Linked DNA regions of Homo sapiens: region 1 is linked to region 2. A link is an interaction called in ENCODE POLR2A ChIA-PET data of the cell type or tissue named here. Cell type or tissue: OCI-LY7. All regions are shown on one strand. Each heading gives the region's core, and the rest is flanking DNA. Links, peaks and the distances in the headings are about the cores only. Region 1 overlaps DIPK1B (divergent protein kinase domain 1B). Region 2 holds the start of LOC124902353 (small nucleolar RNA U13).

Evidence for each region. Peaks named below come from ENCODE experiments on the same cell type or tissue, not always from the same donor. Only the 100,000 strongest peaks of a DNase experiment are listed, where the experiment ranks them.
Region 1: POLR2A ChIA-PET joins it to region 2 with 11 read pairs; 2 of 35 experiments call an interaction of 5 or more read pairs at or near these places.

What each region holds. Positions count from the first base shown.
Region 1 is chr9:136,716,068-136,721,639 of GRCh38, reverse strand. It overlaps DIPK1B (divergent protein kinase domain 1B), which reads right to left. Exons shown (of 5, transcript NM_152421.4): 2 at 3,929-4,063. LOC124900276 (cuticle collagen 2-like) reads left to right here. Exons shown (of 5, transcript XM_047424334.1): 5 at 1-4,358. The coding sequence starts at 1,365. The coding sequence ends at 2,300. Among named protein-coding and RNA genes, the nearest start is that of DIPK1B, 6.3 kb to the right of the region's middle. RefSeq lists an enhancer at 2,151-2,200. In OCI-LY7, for the core only: no CTCF peak of the experiment used is centred there; a DNase peak (open chromatin) is centred at 2,001.
Region 2 is chr9:137,118,572-137,125,015 of GRCh38, reverse strand. LOC124902353 (small nucleolar RNA U13) reads left to right here and starts at 1,408; the gene lies at 1,408-1,507. In OCI-LY7, for the core only: CTCF peaks have their summits at 3,342 (motif pointing left) and 3,547; DNase peaks (open chromatin) are centred at 1,425, 2,325, 2,892 and 3,190; H3K4me3 peaks cover 2,398 bases; H3K27ac peaks cover 3,610 bases.

The sequences.
Region 1 (5,572 bases), core at 190-4,189, 400 kb after region 2:
TGAGACACACACCACACCCAGTGTCGACCCCACGCCAGGGCCAGAGGCAGGAACCTGGAGGCAGCTCTCCGCCCAGCCGACCCAGCTCTGGACCATCCAGGCATTGGCCGGTGAACTAGAATTCACACTAGTCCCTAATATCTACACCACCAGCTGCCACACGCGCGCTCTCTGCCTGACTCTTCATTCCTGCCTCGGGTGACGCCAGGAGGGAGGATGCACCCCCTGACTCATGGCGCCCTCCCTGCCCGGAATAGTAAGTGAGACATTTCTGAACTTGTTTCCTATGATGGTGCTGACTGGACTGCGTCTTCCATCTGAAGGGCCAGGAGCTGCCCCACCCAGGCAGGGCTTTCCCTGGGACGCCAGGAAGAACAAAAGGGTGGGCTCTTGGTGCCAGAGCGATGGATGGTCAGGCTGGCAGAACCTGGACAGGAGTCAGACACGAGCCATAGGGCCTCTGTCAGAGAAGCAACCCCCTGGACACAGGGCAAACAGCTGGGTGTCATCCCGTGAAGGGCACCGCGTCCAGCCCCTCTGCTCCCCGTCAGGGCGGGCTGCCAGCCATTCTGCACTGGGCACTCATGGGGGCTCTCACGACAGATCCTGATGCCCAGAGCCACACCTGCATGGCAGCTTCTGGCTGGGTTTCCACTAATCTCAGGTGTGGGTCTCCTCCTGTCCCAAGGACTTGGCCTCCCTCTTTGGCCCGGCCCAGCCTTCCCCAGGCTGAGGCAGGAGGACAGGCTGCGGCCTCACTGTTTGCCTCAAGTGCAGCCAGGACAGGGCTCACCACCAGAGCTGACAGTCTCAAGGGTACCCCTGGGGTGGAGCCGGCAACGGAGCCCCAGCCTCTACCTCCTCTCCCAGCCCTCCGAGGCCAGTGCCCAGGCTCAAGCGCTCCGTTGTCAGAGCTGTTTGTCAAGGCTGAGAAAACGGACCCCTGGGGCCCCACAATGACTCCGGGCCTGTCCTTCCCTGTCCCACAGGCCCCCTCCTTAGCCAGACCCCCAGGGAGACTTTGTTAGCAGTAATTACATCAGGCCTGGGGCTGGCTGCCGCCCCTCCTCAGCCCCCACCCTAGCTCCAGGGGCCTGGCAGCCCCTCAATCCCAGCGCCCCACGGGAGGTGATGGAGGGATGGAGCTGGCCCGCCCCTCTGGGGGGGGGAGAATTCCTGGATGTACAGCCTCAGTTGCCATGGAGCCTGGCCAAGCAGGCTTGGAGGGAGCTGGGGAAGGGAGCTGCGGAACACCCCGCCCTCCAGGGTTGGGGAGGAGGGAGGGTCCCCGCCCCCCACACACCAAGGATGGGGACAGAAGTGAGATGGGCCAACTGGAGGCCGAGGACCCCGCCACGTGAGTCATGAAGGCAGCGTCTGTCCCGGCAGCAAGAAAACGCCGGCTCTTCGTCAAGACAGAAAAGGAAAATGAAGGAAAACTGCACACTTGTCCAACCCTCCACCTTGCAGGCAGGCCCTTTGCCACCGGAGTCCACTCCCGTCCCCAGACCAGCCAGCTCCCTGCACCCAGAGCCCCAGACCACACAGCCCCTGCACCCGGAACCCCAGACCAGCCCCCTGCACCCGGAGCCCCAGACCAGCCCCTGCGCCTGGAACCCCAGACCACACAGCCCCCTGAACCCAGAGCCCCAGACCAGCCCCTGCACCCGGAGCCCCAGCCCACACAGCCCCCTGCACCCGGAGCCCCAGACCACACAGCCCCCTGCACTCGGAGCCCCAGATCACACAGCCCCTGCGCCCGGAGCCCCAGACCAGCCCCTGTGCCCGGAGCCCCAGGACCGCAGGAGGCTGCCCTGCTCCTGGCACACAGTGGTGCTGGGGAAGGAGCCTGTGGGCCACACTGCTGTCTGCCAGGCTGGGGCTGGGGCTGGGGCTCCAGGGTCCCCCAGGGGTGGGGAGATGGAGCTGCCTCCATGGTCCTGGGCACCTACCAGCACCTAGCAGAGTGTGGAGAGGCTTCCTCAGAGGCTGAGGCGGGCGTGTGCTTGGCCTCCTCAGGGCCCTTGCCGCACATCGGTCCCCTCACCGCCCAGCCTGTTCCCCGCCTGCAGCAGGGCTCAGTGGGGACTCACGGTCTAGTTCTTGGCCTCGCGAGGGCCCTGGTGGAAGCTGGGACTGGCCCTGCACTGCTGCTGCCTCGTTGTGTGCGCTGGGCCAGCCTCTGCGCCTCTCTGAGGCGTCCAATGCCCCCACGAGGCCGGGCAGGGAACCTCCTCTGGGAAGGAGGGGACGTCTCCATGGCCCCTGGGGTGGCTTCGGGAGAGCTGGGCTTGGCCTGACCTCTGGGAAGGCTCTGAGCAGCCAGGGAAACCCCCACTGGGCAAAGGGCCAGGGCACCCTGGGAAACCGACGCTGCAGCTTCCTCTTGTTTGTGGGGGCACCTCCTCCTGCTTTGCGGCCCGGCACCCAGTAGGTGCTCAGAACCTGCCTGGCCACGTGAATCCTCTGCTCACCCCCACCCGCCCCCACCCACAACATCCCGGCCCGGAGGTCCGGCCCCTCCACCTCCTTGGTCCTTCTAGGAGCTCCAGGGGTGCATCTGATCGGGGCACAGCCTTCCCCACCCATGGCCCCAGGACGAGCCCCATGTGCCACCCTCCGGCCCTGCTGGGCTCAGAGGCCCCCTGGACTTCAAGGGTGAGCAAGGCCTGGTCCAGGGGCCCGGAGGCCTCCCCTGGGCTGGCATGGGCTCCAAACAAGTCCTGGGCACAGAAGCTCTCCTAGCTCCGGACCCCACACCCCAGTCCTCCACTGCCACATCTGGGCCTTTCCACATGTGGCCCCCGTCAGACATGGCTCTGTGGGACACAGGCCTGCCCAGGCCCACCCGGCTAGCTTCATCCACCACCCAGTTGCCAGGAGAGGTGCTCTCCCCATCTGACGGAGGAGACACCGAACCTGGGGTCTCCCTGCACCCAATCACCCTATGACAACCCACAGTGGCCGCTGCTACAGGCCAGATCCTTCTATGCCCAGGCCTGACCCCAAGGGGAGTGGAGGCATCGGAACCCTGGTCATCGGGCAGCCTGGGGTCAAAATTCAGTGGGGGACCTGCCCAGTTCTGGGCGAGTCTAGGGTTTGCCAGGAAGACAGAGCTGGGATGACCTCCCCTCTGAGCTAGTCACAGGGTGTGGAGAGGGGCAGGGGGTCACCTTGGTGTGCACTCATGTGGACACGTTTGCTCCCAGACACACACATGCTCACATACGCCAGGGGACTTAGCCCTATCTCCCTGAGGTGGAGGCTGTGGAGGACCTTGCCCTGCCACCTGCCTCAGGGGACCCCTGGTCCCAGGGGGGCTAGCGAGGCCACTAAGGCCAGCACACGGGGGTCTCTATCCCGGACCAGTGAGGCCAGCACACGGGGGTCTCTATCCCGGACCAGTGAGGCCAGCACACAGTGGTCTCTATCCTGGACCAGTGAGGCCAGCACACGGTGGTCTCTATCCCAGGCCAGTGAGGCCAGCACACGGGGGTCGCTATCCTGGACCAGTGAGGCCAGCACACGGGGGTCTCTATCCCATCCAGTGAGGACACCACACGGGGGTCTCTATCCCGGAGCAGTGAGGCCAGCTGCCCACCCCAGGCTTCCTGCTAAACATCCTCCCTCCCAAAGATTTCTGGAGTCTGCCCTGCCTTCTGCCCCCAGCCCCCACGTCTCCCCCATCCTCCTCTGGACCCCCATCCTCCACACCCAGCCTGAGGCAGCCCCGCACGTCTCCCCCGTCCTCCCCTGGACCCCTGTCCTCCACACCCAGCCTGAGGCAGCTTTGCAGATTCCACCTAGAAACCCACGTGCCTCGTGGGCCCTGGGTCTGGGGAGGAAGGTGTCTCCAGGGCCTGGTGCCCCAGCATCTTGGGCAGCAGGGGGCACGGCCCAGTCCCCAGCCCGCACAAGCAACACTTACAATGACCACCTGGCAGACATGGCCGCGACAGCGCTCCGAGTAGGACGAGTAGTGCACGTACACCAGCCAGCTGCCTGCAAAGACGCCCAGCCAGGCCAGGAAGATGCAGCGGACCCTGAGGCCTGGGAGCCGGCCCTGTGGGGGAAGGGGCTGCGTGAGGAGGTGCCCTCGGGGCACCCAGGCTCAGGGTGCTCTCAACCCCACTTCCCACAGGAAGGGCCTCCGGATCCACCCCAGCCTTCCCCTGCCATCCCCTTGGCCCCCTGGCACCCCCGTCTTCTAGAATCACCCCCAGCTCAGCGACACCCACTCCTGGCTCTGCCTCTCCAGGGTCACATACCAGGGGCTGCAGGGGCCGGAGGTGGGGGCAGGCGCTGCCCAGACTTTTCAGTGTTATGGGCAGGTACAAATAAATGTCAAAACCAGGGGACTACAGGGTGGCCGATTCTTTCCTCTGCTGAATGAAATTTTTTTTTTTTTTTTGAGAGGGAGTCTTACTCTGTAGCCCAGGCTGGAGTGCAGTGGCGCGATCTCGGCTCACTGCAACCTCTGCCTCCCGGGTTCAAGTGATTCTCCTGCGTCAGCCTCCCGAGTAACTGGGACTACAGGCATGCACCACCACGACCAGCTAATTTTTGTATTTTTAGTAGAGACGGGGTTTCACCATGTTGACTAGGCTGGTCTTGAACTCCGGACCTCAGGTGATCTACCTGCCTTGGCCTCCCAAAGTGCTGGGATTACAGGTGTGAGCCACTGTGCCTGGCCGAATGAAGATATTTTTACAAACCCTTCCTATCCTGATCTCATTTCATAACATCGTCACCTCCGCACAAGGCCAGGTGAGCGCGCCCACCGCGAGAGACACTGCCCCTATTTTTCCCACCGTCCACCGTAATGCAGATTGGTGGGAAGTTCCGGCCGGACCAGACCCACAAGGAGAACCAGGTTTGGAGAACGGGGCCCTAGGAGCCCAACGCAGCCACATCCTGGAAGCCTTTAAGAGACGCAGGCGGGCCGGGCATGGTGGCTCACCCTGTAAACCCAGCACTCGGGGAGGCTGAGGCGGGCAGATTGCTTGAGCCCAGGAGTTTGAGACCATCCTGGGCAACATAGGGAAACCCCGCCTCTACAAAAATACAAAAATTAGCTGGGTGCGGTGGCTCACCCTGTGATCCCAGCTCTTTGGGAGGCTGAGGTGGGTGGCTTGCTTGAGCTCAGGAGTTCGAGACCAGCCTGGGCAACATGGCAAAACCCCATCTCTACTAAAAATACAAAAATTAGCTGGACATGGTGACTCACGCCTGTAGTCCCAGCTACTTGGGAGGCTGAGGCTGGAGGATTGATTGAACCCGGGAGGTTGAAGCTGCAGTGAGCTGTGACCCCACGCTACACTCCAGCCTGGGTGAGAAAGCGAGACCCTGTCTCAAAAAAAAAAAAAAAAAAAAAAGACACAGACTCAGACACCGATGTTCACAACAGCCCAGGGGTGGGCAGTCCTTAAGTTCACAGCCGGGGGATGGAAGAGCAGCTGCGTCTATCCTATCCACACTGCGGAGTGACTGTGTCCTGAGAAGGAAGGAGATCTGATGTCCACCCAGAAGGGAGGAGCCCCAGGACAAGAGGCTCAGTGAAACGAGCCCGTCA
Region 2 (6,444 bases), core at 1,270-5,269:
CATGGTCTCGATCTCCTGACCTCGTGATCCACCCGCCTCGGCCTCCCAAAGTGCTGGGATTACAAGTGTGAGCCACCGCGCCCAGCCTAATTTTTTTATTTTTTAATTTTTTTTGAGACAGAATCTAGTTCTGTCATCCAGGCTGGAGTGCAGTGGCGCGATCTCGGCTCACTGCAACCTCCACCTCCTGGGTTCAAGCTATTCTCCTTTCTCAACCTCCCAAGTAGCTAGGATTATAGGCGCCCACCACCACGCCTGGCTAATTTTTGTATTTTTAGTAGAGTCGGGTTTTCACTGTGTTGGCCAGGCTGGTCTCAAACTCCTGACCTCGTGATCCACCCGCTTTGGCCTCCCAAAGTGCTGGGATTACAAGCATGAGCCACAGCACCTGGCCTAATTTTTGTATTTTTAGTAGAGACGGGGTTTCGCCATGTTGGTTAGGCTGGTCCTGACTTCAGGTGATCTGCCCACCTCGGCCTCCCAAAGTGCTGGGATTGCAGGCATGAGCCACCATGCCCAGCCTCAAAGGTTGAAATAATACAGTATGTATATACACACACGTGGGTGCACATGTGTGTGTGTCTGTCTGCCTCCTAGGCCGGAGTGCAGTTACATGATCCATAGCTCACTGTAGCCTTGAACTCCTGGGCTCAAGTGATCCTCCCATCTCAGCCTCCCAAATAGCTAGGACTACAGGTGCACACCACCACACCTGGCTAATTTTAATTTGTAGAGATGGGATCTCACTATGTTGCCCAGGTGGGTCCTGAACTCCTTTCCTCAAATGAGCCTCCCACCTGGGGCTCCCAAAGCACTGGGATTGTAGGTGTGAGTTAGTGTGTCCATCCATCAAAGTATGTTTTTCAGCCACAATGGAATGACATTAGAAATGAGTAACAGGAGGCCAGGTGTGGTGACTCACGCCTGTAAACCCCAGCACTTTGGGAGGCTGAGGCGGGCAGATCACCTGAGGTCATGAGTTCAAGACCAGCCTGGCCAACATAGTGAAACCTCCTTTCTACTAAAAATACAAAAATTAGCCAGGCATGGTGATGCGTGCCTGTAATCCCAGCTACTCGGGAGGCTGAGGCAGGAGAATCGCTTGAATTCAGGAGGCAGAGGTTGCAGTGAGCTGAGATCGCCTCACTGCACTCCAGCCTGGGCAACAAAAGCGAAACGCTGTCTCAAAAAAAAAAAAAAAAAGAAAGAAACGAGTAACAGGAAAAGCTGGAAAATTTGCAAATCTGTGGCAATTAAACAACATACTCTTAACCAATGGGTCAAAGAAGAACTACAAGGGGAGGTAGAAAATACTTAGAGATGAATGAAGACGAGAGCAGAAACTACCAGAATGTATGGGATGGAGCCAGGTTGTGCTCAGGTGGAAATTAACGTCTGTAAACACTGATTTTTTGTAGTTCCTCAGTGTGATGATTTGGTTTCACACTCATGTGAGATGTGCTTTTCTCAAACCTTCTTACAAAGTCAGCGCCTTACCCATCTGACCCCCAAAAACACAGTATGGTCCCCCAGTTCCACTTGCCGTTTCTCTTGTCCTGACAGAAACGTAGGGTTCCTTGACCGCTCTGTGACCTAGCCAGCTGCGTGGTTTTTTTTTTTTTTTTTTTTTTTTGAGACGGTGTCTCGCTCTGTTGCCCAGTCTGGAGTGCAGTGGTGCAATCTCAGCTCACTGCAACCTCTGCCTCCTGGGTTCAAGCAGTTCTCCTGCCTCAGACTCCCAAGTAGCTGGGACTACAGGCGCCCGCCACCATGCTCGGCTAATTTTTGTATTTTTAGTAGAGTCGGGGTTTCACTATGTTGGCCAGGCTGGTTTTGAACTCCTGACTGGGTGATCCACCCGCCTCAGCCTCCCAAAGTGTTGGGATTACAGGCGTGAGCCACCGCGCTGGCCCCAGCTGCGTGTTTTTTCCACATGCTTTTAATCCCAGCTACTCGGGAGGCTGAGGTAGGAGAATCACTTGAATCCAGGAAGCTGAGGTTGCAGTGAGCCGAGACTGAGCCACTGCACTCCAGCCTGGGTGACAGAGGTAGATTCTGTTTCAAAAAAAAAAAAAAAAAAAAAAAAGAACAAGATGCCTGCTTCACCACTGCTATTAAATATTGTACTGAAAGTCCTGCCCAGGGGCAATTACATGAGAAAAAGAAATAAGAGGCATTCAAATGGAAAAGAAGGAAGTAGAACTATCTCTATTCACAGATAACATGATCCTACATATAGAAAATACCAAAGAATACACAAGAAAGCTACTAGAGTTAGTAAACAAATTCAGTAAAGTTGCAGGGCGTAGTATCAACAAGAAAATCAGTTGCATTTCTGTGCACCTGCAACGAACAGTCCAAAAAGGAAATGAAGAAAACGATTCTATTTATAACAACATCTAAAAAGTAAAATGCCAAGAAATAAATTTAACCAAGGAGGTGAAATACTTGCACACTGAAAACTACAACACATTGCTGAAAGAAATTAAAGAAAACCTGAATAAGTGCAAAGGACCCCTCGTTCGCGAGTAGGAAGACAGCATTGTTAAGATGTTAATACTTCCCTAAGCGATCCAAAACAATGTTGAAAAAGAACAAAGTTGGGCCAGACGCGGTGGCTCACCCGTGTAATCCCAGCACTTTGGGAGGCCAACACGGGCGGATTACGAGGTCAGGAGTTCAAGACTATAGGGTCCAGCCCTACTGTGCCTGTGTGTTTTTCTCTTCATGTGCAGAGATGAGAGATCGTAGAAATAAAGACACAAGACAAAGAGATGGAAGAAAAGACAGCTGGGCCCAGGGGACCACTACCACCAAGGCATGGAGACCGGTAGTGGCCCCGAATGCCTGGCTGCACTGTTATTCATTCGATACAAGGCAAGGGGGCAGGTAAGAAGTGTGAGTCGTCTCCAGCGATACGTAAGGTCATGTGAGTCACGTGTCCACCGGACAGGGGGCCCTTCCCTATTTGGTAGCCGAGGCGGAGAGAGAATGGGGACAGCTTATGTCATTATTTCTTCTATGTATTTCTCGGAGAGATCAAAGACTTTAATACTTTCACTAATTCTGCTACTGCTATCTAGAAGGCACAGCCAGGTGTACAGGGCGGAACACGAAAGTGGACCAGGAGCGTGACCGCTGAAGCACAGCATCACAGGGAGACGTTTAGGCCTCCGGATGGCTGCGGGCGGGCTTGACTGATGTCAGGCCTTCCACAAGAGGTGGTGGAGCAGAGTCTTCTCTAACTCCCCTGGGGAAACGAGACTCCCTTTCCTGGTCTGCTAAGCAGTGGGTGTCTTCCCAGGCACTGGCGTTACCGCTAGACCAAGGAGCCCTCTAGTGGCCCTGTCTGGGCATAACAGAAGGCTCACACTTGTCTTTGGTCGCTTCTCACCATGTCCCTTCAGCTCCTATCTCTGTATGGCCTGGTTTTTCCCAGGTTATAATTGTAGAACAGAGATTATTATAATATTGGAACAAAGAGTAATGCTACAAACTAATGATTAATATTCATATATCATCATATCTATATTCTAGTTCCAGTATAACTATTCTTATTCTGTATATTTTCTTTATTATACTGGAACAGCTCGTGCCCTCGGTCTCTTGCCTCGGCACCTGGGTGGCTTGCCGCCCACAGAGACCAGTCCGGCCAACATGATGAAACCCCGACTCTACTAAAAATACAAAAATTAGCCGGATGTGGTGGCGGGCGCCTGTAATCCCAGCTACCTGGGAGGCTGAGGCAGGAGAATCGCTTGAACTTGCGAGGCAGAGGTTGCAGGAGCCGAGATGGCGCTACTGCACTCCAGCCTGGGTGACAGAGCGAGACTCCGTCTCAACAAAAACCCAAAAAACAACAAAAAAAAGTTAAAACTATAAAACTCTTAGGAAAAAAACGGGATAAACCTTCACAACTTTTAATTTGGCAACAGATTCTTAGAAATGACACTAAAAGCACAAGCAACAAGAGACCAACAAAGTGGATGTCATCAAAATAATTTCTGCACATCGGCCGGGCGCGGTGGCTCACGCCTGTAATCCCAGCACTTTGGGAGGCTGAGGCGGGTGGATCGGGAGTTCAACACCAGCCTGGCCAAGATGATGAAACCCCGTCTCTACTAAATATCCAAAAATTAGTCGGGCGTGGTGGCGGGCGCTGTAATCCCAACTAAACTCTGGAGGCTGAGGCAGAGAACTGTTTGAACCCAGGAGGGGGAGGTTGCTGTGAGCCAAGATCGCGCCAGTGCACTCCCGCCTGGGCAACAGAGTGAGACTCTTGTCTCAAAAAATAATAATTTTTGCACTTCAAAGACAGTATCAACTGAATAAAGAAGCAACCCACAGGAAGATTTGAAAATAACATATATGACAAGGGATTGAGATCTAGATTATTTATTATTTAGTTATTTTTTTTTGAGACAGAGTCTCGCTCTGTTGCCCAGGCTGGAGTGCAGTGGCGCGATCTCGGCTCACTGCAAGCTCCGCCTCCTGGGTTCACGCCATTCTCCTGCCTCAGCCTCCCGAGTAGCTGTGACTACAGGTGCCCGCCGCTACGCCTGGCTAATTTTTTTTTTTTTTTGAGATACAGTCTCCATCTTTTGCTTAGGCTGGAGTGCAATGGCACGGTCTCAGGTCACTGCAACCTCTGCCTCTCAGGTTCAAGTAATTCTCCTGCCTCAACCTCCCGAGTAGCTGAGATTACAGGCGCCTGCCACCACGCCCAGCTAATTTGTGTATTTTTAGTAGAGACGAGGTTTTACCATGTTGGCCAGGATGGTCTCGTTCTCTTGACCTTGTGATCTGCCCGCTTTGGCCTCCCAAAGTGCTGGGATTACAGACATGAGCCCCTGTGCCCGGCCGAGATCCAGATGATTTTTTTTTTTTTTTTTTGAGACGGAATCTCACTCTGTCGCCCAGGCTGGAGTGCAGTGGCGTGATCTTGGCTCACTGCAAGCTCCGCCTCCCGGGTTCACGCCATTCTCCTGCTTCAGCCTCCCAAGTAGCTGGGACTATAAGCAGCCACCACCACGCCCGGCTAACATATATATATATATATATATATATTTGTATTTTTAGTAGAGACGGGGTTTCACTGTGTTAGCCAGGATGGTCTTGATCTCCTGACCTCGTGATCCACCCGCATCGGCCTCCCAAAGTGCTGGGATTACAGGCGTGAGCCACCATGCCCGGCCAATCCAGATGATTTTTAAAAATCATAAAACTCAACAAAAAACAACCCAATTCAAAAATGGGCGAAGGATTTGATAGGCATTTTTCCAAAGAAGACATACAAATGGCCAGTCAACACAGGGAAAATGTTCAACATCACTAATCGTTAGGGAGATGCAAATCAAAACCACAGGCTGGACATGGTGGCGCACGCCTGTAATCCCAGCACTTTGGGAGGCCAATGTGGGCGGATCATGAGGTCAGGAGATCAAGACCATCCTGTGTAGGGACCAGCCCTACAGGGTCAGTGGGTCTCGCCCCGTGTGTGGAGATGAGAGAGTGTAGAAATAAAGACAGAACACAAAGAGATAAAAGAAAAGACAGCTGGGCCAGGGGGACCACTACCACCAAGTCGCAGAGACCGGTAGTGGCCCCAAATGGCAGGCTGCACTGATATTTATTGGATACAAGACAAAGGAGCAGGGTAAAGAGTGTGAGCCATCTCCAGTCATAGGTAAGGCCATGTGGGTCATGTGTCCACTGAACGGGGGCCCTTCCCTGCCTGGCAGCCTAGGCAGAGAGAGGGAGAGGAGACAGAGAGAGAGACAGCTTACGCCATTATTTCTGCGTATCAGAGACTTTTAGTACTTTCACTAATTGACTACTGCTATCTAGAAGGCAGAGCCAGGTGTACAGGATGGAACATGAAGGTGGACTAGGAGTGTGACCACTGAAGCACAGCATCACAGGGAGACGGTTAGGCCTCCGGATAACTGCGGGCGGGTCTGACTGATGTCAGGCCCTCCACAAGAGGTGGAGGAGCAGAGTCTTCTCTAAACTCCCCAGGGGAAAGGGAAACTCCCTTTCCCTGTCTGCTAAGTAGCAGGTGTTTTCCCTTGACACTGACGCTACTGCTAGACCATGGTCTGCTTGGCAACAGGTGTCTTCCCAGATGCTGGCATCACCGCTACACCAAGGAGCCCTCTGGTGGCCCTGTCCTGGCATAACAGAAGGCTCGCACTCTTGTCTTCTGGTCACTCCTCACTATGTCCCCTCAGCTCCTATCTCTGTATGGCCTGGTTTTTCCTAGGTTATGATTGTAGAGTGAGGATTATTATAATATTGGAATAAAGAATAAGTACTACTAATGATTAATTATATTCATATATAATCATATCTAAGATCTATATCTGGTATAACTATTCTTGTTTTATATTTTATTATACTGGAACAGCTCATGTCCTCGGTCTCTTGCCTTGGCACCTGAGTGGC